Regions from separate parts of the Homo sapiens genome. Here region 2 is linked to region 1. The links are chromatin contacts, found by Hi-C or POLR2A ChIA-PET in ENCODE. All regions are on one chromosome and are shown on one strand. Each heading gives the region's core, a stretch centred on a gene start or an enhancer-like site at or near the end of the contact. The rest is flanking DNA. Distances are from core to core; before and after follow the strand shown. Region 1 overlaps GRAMD2B (GRAM domain containing 2B). Region 2 overlaps ALDH7A1 (aldehyde dehydrogenase 7 family member A1).

Region 1 (5,635 bases), core at 1,433-3,932:
TGCGCGTGTTGATGTTCTAAAAAGTTAGAAGTTGCACACATTGCTCAAAAGAATCTAAGTATTAAAAAAGAGGTACCAGGCCACACCCGTGCTCTTTTTGATTCATCTGCACCTTTCCTCAGAGGCAGCTGGGCACTAGCGCAGCACAGCCTGCCGGTGAAATAGCAGCTCCATGCTGTTGAAGGTCTTATACTCCATACCAGCAATTCCTTCTTCTCACCTTCGGGGGCCGGTGATGTCTAAGCCTCATGATCTTTCTCTGCTTATAACTTCCCTATTTCTGTTCATGGCATCACTGCTCTTTCAGTCATCCTCATTGGAAATCTAAGAATAATTTTTAACTCCCTCTTTCCACCTGCCACTGGTTGACTAGTTGGCAAATCCAGTGAAGTCTGTCTTCAAATGTCTCCTCAAAGTTTCTTCCCACAGGTACCATCCTAGTCCATTCAGCCTTCCCACTACCAGTCAGATAGTGTGAAGCTGGATCTCATTGTGGTTTTTGCTTGTATTTTCCTAATTATTACTGAGGCTGAACATCTCATATATTTACTGGCCATTTGGGTTTTCCTCTGTAAATTGCTTAATTCTCTCCTTTGTTTTAATTTTGGGTTTTGTGTGTGTGTCATCGTAGGTGTGTTTTGTGGATTTGGGATGTCAGTTCTTTGTTTTATTCCTTTTTCTACCTCCCACTCCTGTTTTTCCATTTATCTTTGGTCCTGAGGGATACATGAGGAAGAAACAAAGCAAGAAAGTTGGGGAAGAAAGCAATGTCTCTTACGGGAACTGAAGTAAACACTTATTTTCTTAGTTCTGGAAGTGGAATTAATGGTGGAACAGTATAGTAGAAAGAGCATAAATGTTGGAGTCAGGCCTTTGTTCTTATCCCTGCTCCACTGCTTACTACCCACATAACTCATCCTGCTACTTCAGCTCCCTGGCCCTTGGTTTCATGTGTAAAGCCTGTCTTTGTGTGGTGTTGTATGGCTCAGGAGCAGGCATGCCTTTGCTGGCACTTACATATCAGATCCCCTTCCTCCTCACTCACCTGAGAACACCCATAGGACATCACAGACTGTTCCTCTAAAAAACAATATGTTCTTTCTTTTCGTCTGCAAGGTTTCTACTCCCATCACAGGGCTGGTTGTTGAGAATTCCTTGCTCTGAATTCTTTTTTTTTTCCTTCTTTGTTTTTTTTCCCAAGACAGAGTCTTGCTCTGTCACCCAGGCTGGAGTGCAGTGCCGCAATCTTGGCTCACTGCAACCCCCACCTTCCAGGTTCAAGCAATTCTCCTGCCTCAGCCTCCCAAGTAGCTGGGATTACAGGCATCTGCCACCACACCCAGCTAATTTGTATATTTTTTAGTAGAGACAGAGTTTCACCATGTTGGCCAGGCTGGTCTGGAACTCCTGACCTCGTGATCTGCCCACTTCATCCTCCCAAAGTGCTGGGATTACAGGCACAAGCCACAGCACCCGGCTTCTATGAATTCTTACAAGTTCCTTTATTCAACGGTCATTTACTGAGAACATTTTTGATGTCCAACATCGGACCCGTCTTAAGATCCAAACATCTGACGTGGTTGGTCTCTGTCCCTGTGAAATCCACAACCTTCTTGGAAATGTTAAATAATAATATCTAATTGGAGTAACAGGAGTGTTAAACATTATTATGTGGGATTTTTCTGATTAAAACCATCAAATGGGTTGTGTAAAGACCAATTTCCCATTGTCTTCTAATGCATTTGGGTCACACTGGTGTTGCCAGTTCCTTGTTCTTTTTCTTCCATCTCATTTATCTCAGTCTCTACTGACATTTTCATCTTTCTGCCATTCTCTCTTTTTTTTTTTTTAAGCCCTGTATTTCCTCATTTTAAAGTGGATTGTCAGCTGGACATGGTGGCTCACACCTGTAATCTCAACACTTTGGGAGGCTGAGACAGGAGGATCACTTGAGCCCAGGAGTTCTAGATCAGCCTGAGAAACATGATGAAACTCCATGTATACAAAAAGTGCAAAAATTAGCCAGGCATGATGGTGCACGCCTGAAGTCCCAGCTACTTGGGAGGCTGAGGTGGGAGGATCACTTGAGCCCAGGAAGTCAGGGCTGCAGTGAACCATGATCACGTCACTGCATTCCAGCCTGGGTGACAGAGCGAGACCCTTTCTTTTTCCCAAAGAAAAAGTGGATTGTCAGAGTTCTAGTCTATGAAAAAGCATCTATTTGCCTCACCTAAATTTAACCCTTTTGTAGCTTTTTATTCAAAGTGGAATAATATAGAATGCTATATAGACTATAACAAATATGCCCTTAATATACTCCATTCTATTTAATAATAGGAACTTCTTTTCTTTTATTTCAAGATACAAAATAACTTACAGAAGTTGCTTGAGAATGGTGACTGATCGACCAGATTGCTTGGGCCATCGGAATACCTCATGTTTCCCTTTGAAGAAGGTGCTTCCTGAGGCGTTTTGTTTGAGTGCACCCTGCTGGTCAGAGGTGCAAGCAGATGAGAATCCAGACATTGCATGTGGAGGTCTCCAGCTCAGGAAAGTGAGGAGGGAAATAATTTTGGTTCTTGTGCAATAAAAGTTGACCTTGACTCTCTGAGGAAGATTTTGCTGCTTTTGCCTGAAGAAAACAGACCCATCTCTGGAGGTCTCAGGAAGGGCCCAGCGAACACACTCTCTTGGATAATTACCACGATGGCGTCAGCAAACACTCCACCCTGTGCCTTTTTAGTCCTTCCCGCCCTCCTGCCTCTCCCTTACACCCCTCTTAACGACTTTCAAACTAAAGGATACATCATATACTGACAAACTCAATGTGGTCCTTTCAAGAATTAGCCATGAGTCTCAAAAAGGCAATAAATGGCTCTAAGTGGACAGGTTTGCTTCAAACAAGTAACATCTACATTTTGTCTTTTTTTTTTCAGTTCTCCTGTTATGTTCTGGTTGAAATCACCTGTGTGTCTTAATTTCTCAATTCCTTTTTGGCAAGAATATCAAGCAAGGTGAATTTAACATTATGTTTATGTTTTGTTTTGTTGCTGTAACTAATAGTTAATTGGACTGATTCTTACCCAGCCCTGGTCAAGAATCTGTGAGGCATGTGACTGAAGTACTAAATTAAACTTATTTTGAAACCAAACCTAATTTTTAAGCCAAAAGGTGTAATAGTGATTTAATACAGGATGAAAAACACTGAATTTTTAAGACTGTAGGTGGACTATGTTAGTAGTTTTCAAGCAGGATGTCTGTATTCAGCATTCAATAATGCTAAAATCCCTTTCAGCATGAAATTTGTATGTTTTTATCCTTTGCTGACTAAAATAAAATAACTGGTGGTTTGCTAACTATTTACCATATGGGTTGGCTGGTTTTTATTAATAATTGTTTAGGGTATCATAAGATCTGTAAGTACAAAGGATATTCTGTTTCTATCTGCAATGCATTTGATAATCATTTCTATGAAATGTATTTTATTTAATCAGATAAGCTAATAAGCGAATTGGTTACATCGTTTGTATCTGTTGGCCTAGTGGACAGCTGTGCCTGGTGCACCTCTGGCTTTTAATAAATACTCATTGGTTGAAACACCCTGCTAACACTGTGTTTTGTCAGTTCGTAAATTCCTTTAACCAAGACTTAACTATGCTTTTTAACTCTTTTTCCACCTGCCATCTACTACTACCAACTCACTTATACTTCCTTCCTCCCAAGTAATCATTTCAAAACTAAAAAAGGATTTAAGTTCTTGGGTTACAACGGTTTAAAGGAAAGAAAATGAACTTTGAAGTCAAAAAAAAAAGAAAAAAAAAAAAGACAATGCTTCATTCCTCAGTCCACATTTATGAGTTATGTGACCTTTAGCAAAATATTTGGCCATATCCCCCCATTTTATTGATGAGGTTGAAAGTACCAGTAAAAAGTATCAGTGTGAGGATTAAATGTGATAATGTCAGCCAGGTGCAGTGGCTCATGCCTATAATCCCAGCATTCTCGGAGGCCAAGGCAGGAGGACTGCTTGAGCTCAGGAGGTTGTGATCAGCCTGGACAACGCAGCAAGATCCCATTTCTACTAAAAATAAAAATAAATTAGCCAGGTGTGGTGATGCATGCCTATAGTCCCAGCTACTCAGGAGAATTGCTGAAGTCTGGGAGACTGAGGCTGCAGTGAGCCACGATCACACCATTGCACCCTAGCCTGAGTGACAAAGCAAGACCTTGTCTCAGTCAATCAATCAGTCAATGTGATGATGTCTCTAAAGCACATAGCCATGTCAGGCAAGTAGTATGCTTTCATAACAGCTACAATAGTCATTATTTTAAAAAATATTTTTGCACACCTGTAGTACCAGCTACTTGGGAGGCCGAGGCAGGAGAATCACTTGAACCCAGGAGGTGGAGGTTGCAGTGAGCCCAGATCATGCCACTGCCGCTCCAGCCTGGGCGACAGAGCGAGACTCTGTCTCAAAAAAAAAAAAAATTTATGTCTGACATTACAGTTTTATTAAAGTTCAGTGTCAGCACTTTCTATTCAAAACCCATTAGTGATTCAAGAGTGGGTCAGCCACCTCTGGAGAACAACTTTATAACCATATCAAGAGCTTTAAAAAGCCTCAGATTTCACTCAGTTTTAGTAATCTGCCATCTAGGAATTTATCCTAAAGCAACAATCAGAAGTATAGTAAAGTTTATATACAAGAATATTCTTTGAAACCTCTGACAGCAAAATATTAGAGAGTCTAAATATTCAATAGAAGAACAGTTAAATGATGCAGTTATTTAAAATTGCATTGTCAAAGAAAGGCATAGAAAATATCGAAAATTGCATTAAAAGACATAAAACTATAGGGTATGATCCCAACTTTAAGAAGAAAACCCTCAATGTGTGTGTGTATATATATATATATATATATTTATATGTATATGCATACATACATACACACAGAAGCCCACACACCTTTTCTGTATCCTACAGGTTTTGTATAATGAAGTCGTTACCTTTTTTTAATCAGATAAGTTAATTTACAAGATTAGGTGGCTCTCTGCAAGGAATCAGAACTCACAACTCCCACCCCCCACAACATGGCTGCTAGTTCTTTAACTGAAACTTTATTTTCCATCAACCACTACAGTTGACTCATCCAGAGCGAAAGACAGCTCCACCATTCCTAGGTTTAGTTATTGTTTCTTTGCGGATACTATTGTTTGTTTGGTTTTCCTTTACTAGCTTCCAAGTGAAAATCTGGTGCAGCTAGATCCGAATGGTGAAATCCAGGTTATAAGCCTGCATACTAACTACAAAGCGAGGGAAAGCAAGCATCTGGGATTTTTACGCCTCTACCAACTAGGTTATAAATGGGAATTCTAACATGGGGTTTCAGATGCTGAATGGCCAAAGTAATAGCAAATGTCCACAATATATTTGGCCCTTCAAAACGTGTAATCTTAAAAAGATTATCAGTTGTAATACTATTTCTATGCACTCTAATATTTTATAATATAATTAAATACATACTATTTTGGTGAATAGAAATTACCAATCTTCCATAAGCTGGAAATGCTATTATTATTATTGTTGCCCTCTCAAACTTTGTAAACATTTAAGATACCTTCCTATATATACTCC
Region 2 (5,635 bases), core at 787-3,286, 46 kb after region 1:
GTGAATCAATGGAAAGTTTGATGGAGAGCAGGACAGGTTCATAGTTTCAAAGTATCTCCCCTCACAAAGACCTATTAATTTACAAAGGGTAAAAGAGATGTTTCACAGGGGAGAACGCTGGCAGACACCACCTTAATCAAGAATCAAAGTTAATATCATTGGTATGGGCAAACGGAAATGACATCACACACTGCCTGGTAGGATGCAGGTGAGAATACGGTGTTTCTCTGTGAGTGTAGGGCTTAAGATGCACAACCTGAATTACATTATGAGGAAACGTCAAGTCGAGGGATGATCTATGAAATAAGTGGCGTGTAATTTCAAAAGCATGAAAGTCAAGAGAAGACTAAAAGAGACTAAAGAGATATGACAACATACAAGGGGCAAAAGTTGAACGGGATCTGAGGATTAGATATTAGTAACACGTTGATAGGATTCGGCTATGTGTCTCCACCCGAATCTTACATATTGTGATCCCCATTGTTGGAGGTGGAGCCTGGTGGAAGCTGATTGGATCATATGGGTGGTTTCTAATGGTTTAGCGCCATCCCCATAGTGCTGTCTTGTGATAGAGTTCTCAAGAGACCTGGTGGTTTAAAAGTGTGTAGCGCGGCCGGGCGCGGTGGCTCACGCCTGTAATCCCAGCACTTTGGGAGGCCAAGGTGGGTGGATCACGAGGTCAGAGATCCAGACCATCGTGGCTAACACGGTGAAACCTCGTCTCTACTAAAAGTACAAAAAAATTAGCCGGGCATGGTGGCACGCGTCTGTAGTCCCAGCTACTTGGGAAGCTGAGGCAGGACAATGGCGTGAACCCGGGAGGGGAGGCGGAGCTTGCAGTGAGCAGAGATCGCACCACTGAGCGGAGATCACGCCACTGGACTCCATCCTGGAGGACAGAGCGAGACTCCGTCTCAAAAAAAAAAAAAAAAAAAAAAAGTGTGTAGCTCTTCCCCCCTCACTTTCTTCCTCCGGCTCCGACCACGTGAAGACCATGCCTGCTTCCCTTCGCCTTCCGCCATGATAAGTTTCGTGAGGCCTCCCCAGCCACACCTCCCGTACAGCCTGTGGAACTGTGAGTCAATTAAACCTCTTTTCTCATAAATTACTCAGTCTCAGGTAGTTCTTTATAGCACTGTGAGAACAGACTAATACACACATCAATCCTAATTTTCTGATTTTGATGGTTGTAATGTAGTTATGCAGGAAAATGTCCTTGTCTGTGGGAAATATACACTAAAGCATTTGGGAGTAACAGGGCATCAGATCAACAACATTCTCAAATAATTTAGGGGGAAAAGTTCTATGTACTTGCAACTTTTCTTTAAGTTACGATTATGTCACAATAAAAGACACTGCAAAAAAAAGGAAAAGTCAACAATTAAGAGTCAGACAGGGAAGGTGAGCAAATAAGAACTCTGCTATTTCAGGGACACTATTCACATTCACAAGAATACTATGAGGCCAGGCTACTTGGATTCAAATCTCAGCCCCATCATTTATCAGCTGTGTGACTTGGGGAAAGTTACTCAACCTCTCTGTGCCTCAGTTTCCAAATCAATAAAGTGAAGATCATAATAGTATCTATTTCCTAGGGTTATGAGAATTCCATGGGTTTATATTTGCCAAGTGCTTTTAAAAGTGCCTGGAACACAGTAAGCATCATTTAAGTGTAAATAAAACGAATGACCCATGGAGTTATTCAAAATGGAATAACCTCACACATATGCTCACTGCAGGGAAAGAAGAATGGATGGAAAATTTTTTTAAAAAAAGTTTTGTTTTGTTAGGACAGGGTCTCACTATGTTGCCTAGGCTTGTCTCAAATTTCTGGGCTCAAGCAACCCTCCCTCCTCAGCCTCCCCAAATGTTGGGATTACAGGGATAAGCCATTACGTCCAGCCACATTTTTAACTTAAAAGATACAAACCTGCAATTATAGGCAGTAGGAAAGGCAAGTTACCAATGGTGCTGGAAAGTAAAGCAGCTCATAAATGTGGGGCATTGTCTGTTGACTGCAAAAACTTTTCCATGGTGACCTCCTGGATACAAAGTCAACACAACTCACTTCCCTGCTAAACAGATGATTGCTTTGACCAACAGTGACACCTACAGGTCAACACTGTAAAGACAATTCAATTATATCTGAATGTGGGCCAGATTTCTATAACCCTGGAATTGCCAGGCTGTAAGGATTCTCAACAAGCAAATAGCAAACATTGAGTAGTTGTTGGATCTATATTTCTATTTTCAAACCTAATCTACCTTAGGAAGTAACTGGTCTCTGCAGTAATTTATGCATAAGATGGGGAATCCCATTCACCGTAACAACTGAGCCGGGCACGGTGGCTCACACCTGTAATCCCAGCACTTTGGGAGGCCAAGGCAGCCTGGCCAACATGGCAAAACACTGTCTCTACTAAAAATACAAAAATTAGCCAGGCATGGTGGTGCGCACCTGTAATCCCAGCTACTCCAGAAGCTGAGGTATGAGAATCACTTGAACCCGGGAGGCAGAGGTTGCAGTCAGCTGAGATAGCACCACTGCACTCCAGACTGGGCAACAGAGACTTAAAAAAAAAAATCCGAAATCATAAAATATATAGGAATAAACACAAAAGTTGTTAAGACGTTGCATGAAATAAACTGCAGAATTTTGCTAGGAACCATAAAAATTTGATCAAAATACGTATCATTGATGTTTTTAAGATCTAAGTATTATATATTAGTTCTTCCTAACTTATAAATTTGAGTCCAATAAAAATCCCAAAGAAATTTTTTAAAAACCTGGAAAATGTTTCTAAATTTTATTTAGGAAAATAATTAAAATATTAAAAGCTGAAAACGAATGTGGAAAACATCTTAATAACAGTACCCAACATTTATTGAGCCCTTATCATGAACTTACCAGGCACTGTTAACTTTTATAATTTTACGCTTTAATCCTAACAATTGTATGGGACAGATATTATCAGCATCCTCATACAGTGGAAATAGATTATTTAAGCTTAGCAGCATCTGTGTTTCTTACCTAGGATAACAACTCTCATTTCTTTTAGGGGAATTATCTGTCCTTGATTTCAGCATTAGGACTATTAATCCAGGTGCTTTGCTCTCCCCTTGCCAAGGGGCAGGTAAATTACCTTAAAGGTAAATGATCCATGCTAGGCAAATTGCTTGGTCCTTTCCTGCAGTTTTAATTTTGAGAAACAAAAAGCCTAAAAACAGTTGAAGTTCACTCATTCTAGCAGTGGCGTTTCCACAAGACAGTTGATTTTTACCTGTTACCTAGCTAGGTCCCTAGAGGTAAGGAGACAAACTCAGAAAATAGCAACAGAATTCCATCTCCACTTGCAGACTAAAGAATAAAAAAAAGGAGTCATGTTAGTAGAATCTACAGAGCCACAGCAGAGGGGCCATCTAACAGGAGATGTAGACACAGAAAAAGGAATAAGCTTTCCAGCGAGATGTCTCTAGAGAAGGATCTCCTTCATGCCTCTCCAGAAAACATGAGAAGCTCCTGGTGACGAACCAATTCCTTCTTCATGGATGTGAAATGACCAGGATGCTATCAAGTCACCATGCTCTTTCGTCATGCCCAAAGTTGTGTGTGTTGGCTGTTCCACTGTCCTATCAGCCTACAGAAGGACAAGCAAAGCTTACAGAAGAATGTTCCTTAGGAGGAAGCAGCAACCGTGATCAGGATGAATGAGAAATCATCCCAATAAACACGCTTTGTGTACATTTTCCTTAAAAAAAAAAAAAAAAAAAAAGACAGTAACTACCACAGACTGGCAGGGAAGGAGTGGGAAAATTAATACTCTGACATTTTTTTTTCTGCTCTGATTTTCTACCACTGGCCAAACACAATCAGAAGCCAGAGGATAAAGCAAGCCCAGATGAAGTGGACCGTAGAGATCAGTCCCTAAGGACACACTGCAGGAGAATGTCAGAGAGTGGTTCTGGAGAGGCAAATTGGATCTGGGCTTTCCAAAACAGACCATGTTTGCTAAAGCCATAATTGGTTTCCGCAGCTTGCCACAAAGAAACCGAACTGATACAACCCACGTTACAGACAAGAAAATGAAGTTCAAAGAGATTAGGTTACTTTTTGCAGGTCACATGGCTAATATATGTAGAACTCTAAAACAATTTAAGTAGAAGAAATTTAAAAGATCACAGAATCAAATGTTATTTTCCCTGGAGTTAGTAACTGCCCTTTTTATTGCTTAATTTGCTTTGTATGTTTTTTTCTCTTATTGTAAAATACAACATAAAACTCACCATTTTAACCATTTTAAAATGAGCAATTGAGTAGCATTTAGTATATTTGTAGAGTTGTGCAATGACCACCACTATCTAACAGAATCCTATAGAGCCACAGCAGAGGCGACACCTGACAGGAGATGTAGTCGCAGAAAAGGGAATAAGCTTGCCCTTCCGTCTGCACAGGGAAATGGCATTCTATTTATCTATATACACACACACATATACCAATTACTGAATCAGGATACACAGCTAAAAACAGATCCTGTTATATGTAAGAATGCAGTGTACTATAAAAGAGGTATCAGTGTGAAAAGGACAACCCAATTGTCTAATTGGAGTTGAGGAATTATTTTTATTTTTAAAAGGGAAATTAACGTAGACAAATCGTAACATGTACCCCAAATCCAAATGGATTAAAGACAAAAATGTCAATAAAACATTTGTGGACCTTTCCAATAGAAAAAAAAAAAGAGCAAACTCTAACTGCCTACAACATTTTAAATCTAGAATCCTATATTCAATCAATATGGGGATAAAGTTCTTCCCCTTGGATAGGAGAGGTTTCGTTTGGTTTTCTTTTAATTTCCTCCAAAACAATCATTGGCAGGAAGCTTCTGCAGGATAAGCTCCAGGTGTAGAAAAAAAAAAAAAAAAAAAAGTTTGTTGGAGACCATAGGAATTTCATAAAAATATTGAAACTGAAAACACTTAAAAAGCATTCCAAATCAGCTTTCCAATCTGCAACCTTTGTTAGAATGAAGGCAACAAGAAAATGGTCTGAAAGTGCCAGGGAAGAGAAGAGGAAGGACACAGAGCCCTCTTGGTCCCTTCAGCATTTTCAGGAGACAGAATGCCACAGAGAATTTTCCACAGAGCTGGGCATGGTGGCACACTCCTGTAATCCCAACAACTCAAGAGGCTGAGGCAGGAGGATCGCTTGAGGCCACAAGTTCAAGACGAGCATGAGCAATGTAGTATGACCCAATCTTTACAAAAAAAAATAATAATCAGCTGGGCACAGTGGCATGCACCTGTAGTCCCAGCTACTGGGGAGCATGAGGTGGAAGGATAGATTGAGCCCAGGAGTTGGAGGCTGCAGTGAGCCACTATTGCACCACTGCACTCCAGTGTGGGCAAAACTGAGACACCAAAAAAAAAGAAGTGTTCTGTGGTTGCAGAGCAAGAGAGAGAGGAGGCTTAACAGATTCCCACCCTGAAAGAGAAAGTAGGAAGCAGAGTACATAATAGCACTCAATTTCCTTTGAGAAAACTGCCTTCCCTCCATTGTGAGAAGTCTTCACCTGGAGGGCCTGCCTCCTCACTGCTGCAGCCAGGAGCCAGGTCTTCACCCACTTCCCAGGGAGTC

The links. A loop is a pair of places that touch in the nucleus more often than their neighbours do. ChIA-PET counts read pairs that join two places held with the same protein, here RNA polymerase II (POLR2A). Pooled maps may share reads with other maps.
Region 2: a loop to region 1 is called in a map of MCF 10A, with 8 times the contacts of the local background. The contact joins two enhancer-like sites. A Hi-C loop is called at or near these places in 43 of 168 maps with a recorded cell type or tissue (CD4-positive, alpha-beta T cell, CD4-positive, alpha-beta memory T cell, CD8-positive, alpha-beta T cell and 26 more), 23 of 37 single-sample maps with no recorded cell type and 42 of 50 pooled maps. POLR2A ChIA-PET finds 5 or more read pairs at or near these places in 8 of 52 experiments (CD4-positive, alpha-beta T cell, HEK293T, MCF 10A and 5 more).

Annotation. Positions count from the first base shown.
Region 1 is chr5:126,490,554-126,496,188 of GRCh38, forward strand. GRAMD2B (GRAM domain containing 2B) reads left to right here. Exons shown (of 14, transcript NM_023927.4): 14 at 2,362-3,811. The coding sequence ends at 2,403. Among named protein-coding and RNA genes, the nearest start is that of GRAMD2B, 70 kb to the left of the region's middle. RefSeq lists an enhancer at 2,189-2,744. Within about 2 kb of position 2,683, at least 3 of the 41 ENCODE cell types and tissues checked have a DNase peak (open chromatin) inside an H3K27ac peak, as active enhancers do.
Region 2 is chr5:126,537,240-126,542,874 of GRCh38, forward strand. It overlaps ALDH7A1 (aldehyde dehydrogenase 7 family member A1), which reads right to left. Exons shown (of 18, transcript NM_001182.5): 18 at 4,602-5,635. Among named protein-coding and RNA genes, the nearest start is that of ALDH7A1, 55 kb to the right of the region's middle. Within about 2 kb of position 2,037, at least 6 of the 41 ENCODE cell types and tissues checked have a DNase peak (open chromatin) inside an H3K27ac peak, as active enhancers do.